Regions from separate parts of the Mus musculus genome. Here all the other regions are linked to region 1. Evidence: chromatin loops called from intact Hi-C (ENCODE). Cell type or tissue: heart. All regions are shown on one strand.

Region 1 (2,500 bases):
GATATTTGCATGTCCGGTGACTAACTCAAAAGAGCAGCAGTTTTGTGTATTGAAGCACATTGCATTTTATTTTATGTGTTATAAGCCCTTCGTAGACCACACGGCTTCCTTGGCTTCGACTAATAAGGGAACTAGCTGCCTCGGACTCTTATCTTACTCTGATGTTTACTAGATGTCAACTTTCACAGTCCCTTCCTTCTCACCTTAAATATCCATAAACAAGCCCAGCAACACCCCCCCCCCCCAGTCCCACATCAAATGAAGAAGGGGACTGTAGCCTGAAGGGTGCAGACGTAGCAAAAGAAACTTTCTATCCAAATGTTGCCTGTGCATATATATGGTGTGCTTATATATTGGAGTTTTAAGGTCAAGTTCATATTCTCCTTGTCCTTCATGTGAGCATGTATGTATGTATGTATGCCTGATGGAGTCTATGCATGGCCAGGTTTCAAAAGCTACGGTTTATTACTTCCCAGAAAGGAATAGCTAGAAAATATGTTCGATCCTGTTCCTTTTTAGTTAGTTAGTTAATTTTAGTTGGTTAGTTAGGTTTTGTTTGGTTTTGTTCATGAGACAGTCTTACTATATAGCCTGCCCTGGCCTGAAACTTGTTATGTAAATGAGTCGAGCTTCAAACTCATACAGATCCACCTGCCTCTGTCTCCTGAGTGCTGAAATTAAAAGTTTGTACCACTATGCCCAGCTCTCTCTTTTTTTTAAATAATAGTTTGAATAGCCAGATGTAGTGGCTCATGCCTTCAATCCTATCACTCAGGTGGCAGAGGCAGGTGGATCTCTTGGAGTTCAAGACCAGACAGGTGACAGAGTGAGACCCTGTCTCAAACAATAACAACAATAATAGGGTAATTATAATCAGCCTCTGTATTGACAAGTGAGTTGTTCTTACTAGTTTGTATTCAAGGTACATATTAATGGGACTCAGTACGCACCGAGCCTCGTCACTTTCTGGGAACCCAAAATGTTGTGTGTTTGCTTCTATTTGATAGAAGCGTGATGTGTAGCTGATTGGTTGACTATTGGCTGGTAATACTGGCTGACATTTGTTGTCTCTCTTTTCTCTCCAGGGAATAGATTCTGGTATCTCAGCCTCACAGCCCTTCCTGTTGATTACATAAGCGCTTGGAAGAAAATAGAACACACCCTCCACCGTTCCTTCTGAATGTTTTTCTTTGGCTTCTCTTCTGCCGGTTTTTGAGGCAAAGACACGACAAAACACCTGCACCTGAACAGCAGAAGAAATGTGTCAAGTCCCCTTCGCCCAGGAAAACGACATCCAGCTTTGGCATCTGTTCTCAGCTGCACTGAGGAATGTGCTGTCTCGAGGCACCAGCTCTGCAGAGCCCTTGCTCCCAAACTCCTTGTGGTTTTATTTATACGTATTTCCATATTTCATTCCTGTACGGCCCCGCTGCATCCGTGTGGCAGCAAGTGACCATATGTTACAGGTTTTACTATGGACGCCAGGTCAGGCGCCACCACGCAGAACAAAGCCAGTTCCGCAAGCTGCCTCCGATACGCAATGCTAAAGTGACATTTTACCCAGGGTGTGCCATTGCAGTGATATAAATATATTTTTTTCCTAGACTAAAATATGACCTGAATATCTCTTTTGATGTGTGTACATAGAGTGTGTGTGTGTGTGTGTGTGTGTGTGTGTATGTGAGTGTGTATGGGGTGTGTGTGTGTGTGTGTGTGTGTGTGTGTAACCTCATGCTTAGAACTGCCTGTGAATGTTGTGGAATGCTATACCTGGAGAGTTCTGGTTTATTACCAGTTCAAAGATAAGGAAAGAGTCACATGATATACAAGACCCGGAGACCATGTCCGTCCCCTTGGGAAGACAGCTTGGAAACGCTACATGTTCTTTATCTGTAAGTGTAATGTGTCTGTCACATTCATCCTAAGAAGCAGTTCTTTGGACAGATGTTTTCACCTTGATGGTGGAATGATTTTTAGATATAAGCCTGACTCGCCGATTTCACAATGGAGAGAGAAGGGGATGGAATCCAATTTGTGACCCCAGATGGAGTATAAGTCGCCTTTGTTTCCCTGCATAAATGAACTTGTTGAATGCGAACAAATATATGCAATTCATATACTTTTGGAAGATGAACTTAAGATATGTGTGTCAGCCTTGAGATGATGTGTCTGGAGTAATACTTTGTGTCCCAGTGTCACAGAAAAATACATACATGCCAGTGGCTCTTGAGGTTAATGTAGTTGGGATGAAATGGCCTCTAGCAATTCCAGGTTCCCCAATTACATGTGGAAAGTTCTGGTAATTAATATGCAGCTAACTACTTATGCCCTTGAAAGTATACCAGTCTTCTAGAATCGGAGTTCTGGTGTATGAAGATTCAGTATCGACAGGATATGTATACCAAACTCCAGCCAGCATACTGCCATTTTACTTAACCTGAGAGGCTGCCTTGCTTATTCTGAGCTATGGTCACAGAAACTGTGGCCATTTATATAAGCT
Region 2 (2,500 bases), 160 kb after region 1:
GCCAGGCAGCCAACTCCTTATGCGTTGTTTTCTATTTTAACATGAAGAGTCATATATTCACCAAATATATTCATAGAGTTATGTTTCATTCATTTTTTTTTCATACCAATTTTGCTGAGCACTAATTTAGGGAAATAATCTGTGAACATTAAAATGCACCACTGGGTGAGTTGTTTACATTTATGAAAACACTGGCATAATGAGAAGTAACTGAAGGTCTTTATTATCTAGGAAGCCATCCTCTTTTGTCTACAGCATCTTTTATACATTTCTCCTTTGCCCCTCACCTAAGGCAACTACCCATTGATGTTTTGTCACTATAAAATCCCTTGCATTTTATACAAATTAAATTATGCAGCCTGCATCCCCCTAGGCTTGGCTTGTTCACCTCAGCACTTTGTTTTCTGAGACTCACTCAGGTTGTGTACTTCAGGGTTTCCCCTTTCATTGAGAAGAACTCCGTTTTCCCACACACGCGCAGAGTACTGTTTGTTTGCTCAACGGTAAGCAGACAGCTGGGCTGTTTCCAGTTCAGGTTATCATGAAATGAAGCTCCAGTAACATTTACGTGTGTGTTATCATGGTGTATAAATACGTTTTGTTTTCTCTTGAGAAAAGGCCAAGGGTCATATTGTACATATATGTTTAGATTTTTTTAAATGTTTATACATAATACATATATTCCATCTGCAACTTTTTAAATGTACTTTTTAAAATTTTCTGAAATAGTATCATTGTACCTTCAACTTTGCCCATGTACTCAATGTTTTCTTCCCTCTTCAGAGCATATGCTTTTCATTGATTTATTTCATAGTGATTGGCGCTTTCTTGTGTTAACTCTTTTTCTACATGGCTCTGTAAGAAATGGACTATGGACTTAATATGGTTGACTTTTGAGTTACATTTCAGTTCTTCTTTTGTGCTTTCTGTTTCTTTCCTGAAACTTCCTGCTTGCTTCCTGGCAGTCACTGTGGAGAAGGCATTAGCAACTGCTCATTTCAGAAGCAGGATAAACAGCTGCTTCTCTTTCTCCTTGAGAGCTGTTTATAGTTCCTTGACTCTTTGTCTGTTCAGACGTTGAAGTTATGATGCAGGACACAGAGAAGGTCTCCCGGTGATGACATCGTCTGGTACAGTGTTCCAGTTTAGGAGCCAGGGCGTGCAGCTCACACTCATTATCAGATAGCATGCCTGCCAACAGCGTTGTGCCCAACCTCAGTTTCAAGTGCTTTCAGTTTGCCTGTGCTTGCTTAGATCAGGGGTAAGAGGGCTGGGGTTTGAAACGGTCAGGTCAGGTGTCCCTTTCTTTACCTCTTTCATTGAGACCTCGAGGTCCTAAGCCCTCCCTGGTTTCAACTGGCTCCTTTTCATCATTCCTCCGAGTGGAATGCATACAGCCCATGTCACTCTTGCTTACTAACTTGTCTGGCAGCTTTCAGGACAGACTATCCCAACTCTGAGAGCTCAGTCTCCCTTGCAGGGTGGATTGGTTGAGAACCGACTCATCACAATGCTTACTGATCACTTGAGTTGCCATACAATATTCCAACTGGCTGGCAACCCTTACTTATTTATTCAGCTGTCCCTAGACCTTCACTGTTCTATTTTAATTGTACAAAACGGCCCAGAGAATTTTCATTATACCCATGTCTTTATGTATTTGCATTGGAGATTACAAACGAAGAAATGGAAATTTGGGGTCCTAAGGTCTGAATTTCAACTTGAGTAAAAATTGCTGAATTCTTCTGCAGTGTGCTAAGGGCAGTCACCTTTCCCCCAGCCACATCTCAGCCTCTATCTCTCCATAGTCTGACCAATATCTGGTATTATCAGTGATTAAACAAATTGTTATCTTAATGTGAGGAATGTTGTCTGATTGCTGTTTTAATCTCTAATTCCATAATTACTTATGAGGCTGAGCAAATTCTCATACATACTGATGTTTTGTGTTGCTTCTCCTATGAATTACCAATTAATGTTTTTTTTTTTTCATTTTTTAATTAGGTGTTTTCTTCTTGTTGACTTGTGGGAATGTCCCATGTATTTCAGGATTTATCATCCTTTTCATTGCAAACATTCTCTTCTGACTTTGTTTGCTTATATTTTAGTTTAATTCATAGTATAGTTTCTAATAAACCAGTCTGTGTTGTAAGCCAGATGTGGTATTCAATGCTTGAATTTCCAGCACTTGGAATGTAGGTGCAGGAAGCTCAGGAGTTCAAGACTAGCGTAAGCTAGGTAAGTAAGTGGATACAAAGGCAGCATGGACTATTACAAGACCATATATCCAGACAAAAAATCATCTATATTTTAATGATATCCTAGTTACCTTTTAGTGTCAGCTTGACATAGCCTAGAATCATCTATGATGGGATTCTCAGATGATAGGTTGCCCAGATTTGGCCTGTGGGAAAGTCTGTAATTTGGTGAAGAGTTGAGGATAAGAGAGTTGTTCTGACTGGTCTAGTAGGGCTCACTCCACTATGGGCATCACAATTCC
Region 3 (2,500 bases), 160 kb after region 1:
TTTCCATATGCAGTCAGATCCCTGTATCCTTGAATTCTCTCCTAAGATAAAGGAGCACATGAGAACTATCACAGGGACTTTTCCTCTGTGCGAGTATGCTCAAGGGTGGGACTACACAGCTAATTACCTCCTTGTCTCAGAACATCCATACTTGGACCAAACTGCGGGATATCAATCTTACATCTAAGCTCAAGTTCATCTTTTTCTCCTGTGTGGCAGGCAGGAAAGGTTCAGATCATTAAATGTAATACAATAGTCCATGAGTCTATGGCACATTTGTGCATCTCCTGACACGTATTGAGGAGGAAGAGGAGGAGAGGGAGGGAGGAGGAAGAGGAAGAGGAAGAGGAGGAGAAGGAGGAGGAGGAAGAAAGGGTGGTTACGGGCCACGTGTAGCTCTTTAACCATCAAACACCTGCCATACTCCAGATGCATTACAGGAGCATTACAGGAGCATTTGGTAAATGGTGAGTCTTGTATCTTTCTGTCTTCCGTATCCACATCCACATCCACCCTACTCTTTAATGGAGTTATATCTCTTTCTTGTTTAATAGCCAAAGCCAAGAGACAGAACCCAGGCTATCACTCTATATCGAAAGCCTAATACGGGTTTGGTGATTTACTCACAGTTACTGGAAGCAAGTTATCATGGGCTGATTTGTTACATGCTGGTGAACACTCACATAAACTAAAAATAGACCTTGAAACAAAAGGATTTAATAACATTGACTTCTGTTCTAGCTCTGGGCACCTAGGTCTATGCCTCATGTGACTAGAAACATCAACTCCTCAGATTTGATCACACCCCAGAAGAGTGCAGGATGCTCATGAGACAGCAAGGCTTCTCCCCAGGTAAGTGGCCTCATGAGTCTGAGGTGCCAGTACCTGGCAGGAGCCAGAAAAGCCACATGATGGGAGGAGTCACCACCTTTACAGTAGAAATCCAACTCTGAAATAAAATTAATGTGTGAGCTCCATAGTGAACGTAGACTCTTAAACAAAGGTTCAGAATCATGAGCTGTTTCTCCTACTTAAAACATTTTATTATCATGTTTAATTAATTTATTGTGTGTTCATGCACATGTTCCACAATGCGCATTTGGAAGTCAGAGGACAACTTGTAGGACTTGGTTCTTCAATTCCTCCTCATGGGTTCCAAGGATGGAACTCAGGTCAGCAGCAAGCATCTTTATCTAAGGATCCATCGAGGAACAGATACCCCACTGATAAAGAATTTTCCCACGCCGTATCCACCTTTCTTTCTGAACCACTCTTTAAGGTTCCATACTCCTTTCTACAAGTTTTATGATTTGCATTATCTTCATGATTTTAAGATGATATCATTCCTTCCCTAGTCCCGGGCCTATATTAAAAGTCTCATTGAATTCCATGAAGTTAACCAGAACCATAACTTTACATATTCTAGATCATTTTCCCAAGTATGCATTATTAATTTTTGGTGCCAATCTAACTTGGCTGGACATGGCTTTTATGCTATATTTAATTAATTCATGGGTGGGTGTGTTAATGCATATTGGTCCTTTACCAAGCCAATGGGAATCAAGACTCTTCTTTACAAAGTTCATATAACCTCGGAGTCTTAATTCACTTCATTAAAATAAGGAATGAAGAACAAGAGAAATGGTGCAATGCATTTCTGTCCTTTGCACAGAGGTCTGCGTTAGTGCTTTCTATATAATAAGCGTTTAATACATTAAGTTATTTATTTCCCTTCTTGCTTGCATGCTCTGTAGTCAGGTATCATGGCTGTTACTTTAATTACATGGGAATCTAGCAGCACCTACTTTAAAATCCAGGGAACAGGCAGAATCAAATTGTGAGTAATAAAACTCTGAAATGAATGTCAATGGAATTTCATTTCAATATAATGACATCAAAGCTCAGTTATGAGCTACATGAAAAGAAAGATCAGCCTCATTACTTCAATGTTACACCCTTTTTGGACCAAAACATGAATTGCTTGGTTTGATTACCTACCTTGTTTACTGCACTTGGCTCCAAATGACTTCTGATTGTTCCTCCAAATCAAATCCATCTTCAAAGGTATTTCTTAACACTGAAGGGATTCAAAACACCATGCCATTGGGCTTTAATCTGAATGCAACAGAAAGAGGAGCCGGCAGTCTCTTTGTCATGAGTTAATAAGCAACAAAGGAAAAAGGGGGGAGGGCAGATTAGAATACCTGGATTCTATCCCTATCCCTCACTTTGCAAATAATTAACTGGGTTTGAGCAAGTTACTCCAGTATGAGCCTTTGCCTCTCCAGGTGTATAATGAGGGATTTGGGAGTAGAGGATTCCTTTTAGCTGACCTGGAATGATCTCAGTGTAGTAGGAAACTATTGGGATGCATTGTTTATATGTTAAATCCAGCAACTTTGTGGGAAATCTTCAATATTATTATGTTATTAGTATTGTGGAGTGGGCTTGGTTTCTAAACGATTTATATTTTGATTGGTTTATTTATTTATTTTTTCTT

Evidence for each region. A loop is a pair of places that touch in the nucleus more often than their neighbours do. Peaks named below come from ENCODE experiments on the same cell type or tissue, not always from the same donor. Only the 100,000 strongest peaks of a DNase experiment are listed, where the experiment ranks them.
Region 2: it touches region 1 in a loop (2.0-fold over the local background); 2 of 42 quality-filtered maps call a loop at or near these places.
Region 3: a loop joins it to region 1, with 2.2 times the contacts of the local background. A loop is called at or near these places in 2 of 42 quality-filtered maps.

Annotation. Positions count from the first base shown.
Region 1 is chr1:77,368,257-77,370,756 of GRCm38, reverse strand. Epha4 (Eph receptor A4) reads left to right here. Exons shown (of 18, transcript NM_007936.3): 18 at 1,086-2,500. Among named protein-coding and RNA genes, the nearest start is that of Mir6352, 130 kb to the left of the region's middle. In heart, no CTCF peak of the experiment used is centred here; a DNase peak (open chromatin) is centred at 1,136.
Region 2 is chr1:77,212,331-77,214,830 of GRCm38, reverse strand. No RefSeq gene overlaps it. Among named protein-coding and RNA genes, the nearest start is that of Mir6352, 280 kb to the left of the region's middle. In heart, no CTCF peak of the experiment used is centred here; a DNase peak (open chromatin) is centred at 1,200; H3K4me3 peaks cover 506 bases; H3K27ac peaks cover 548 bases.
Region 3 is chr1:77,206,450-77,208,949 of GRCm38, reverse strand. No RefSeq gene overlaps it. Among named protein-coding and RNA genes, the nearest start is that of Mir6352, 290 kb to the left of the region's middle. In heart, no CTCF peak of the experiment used is centred here; no DNase peak of the experiment used is centred here.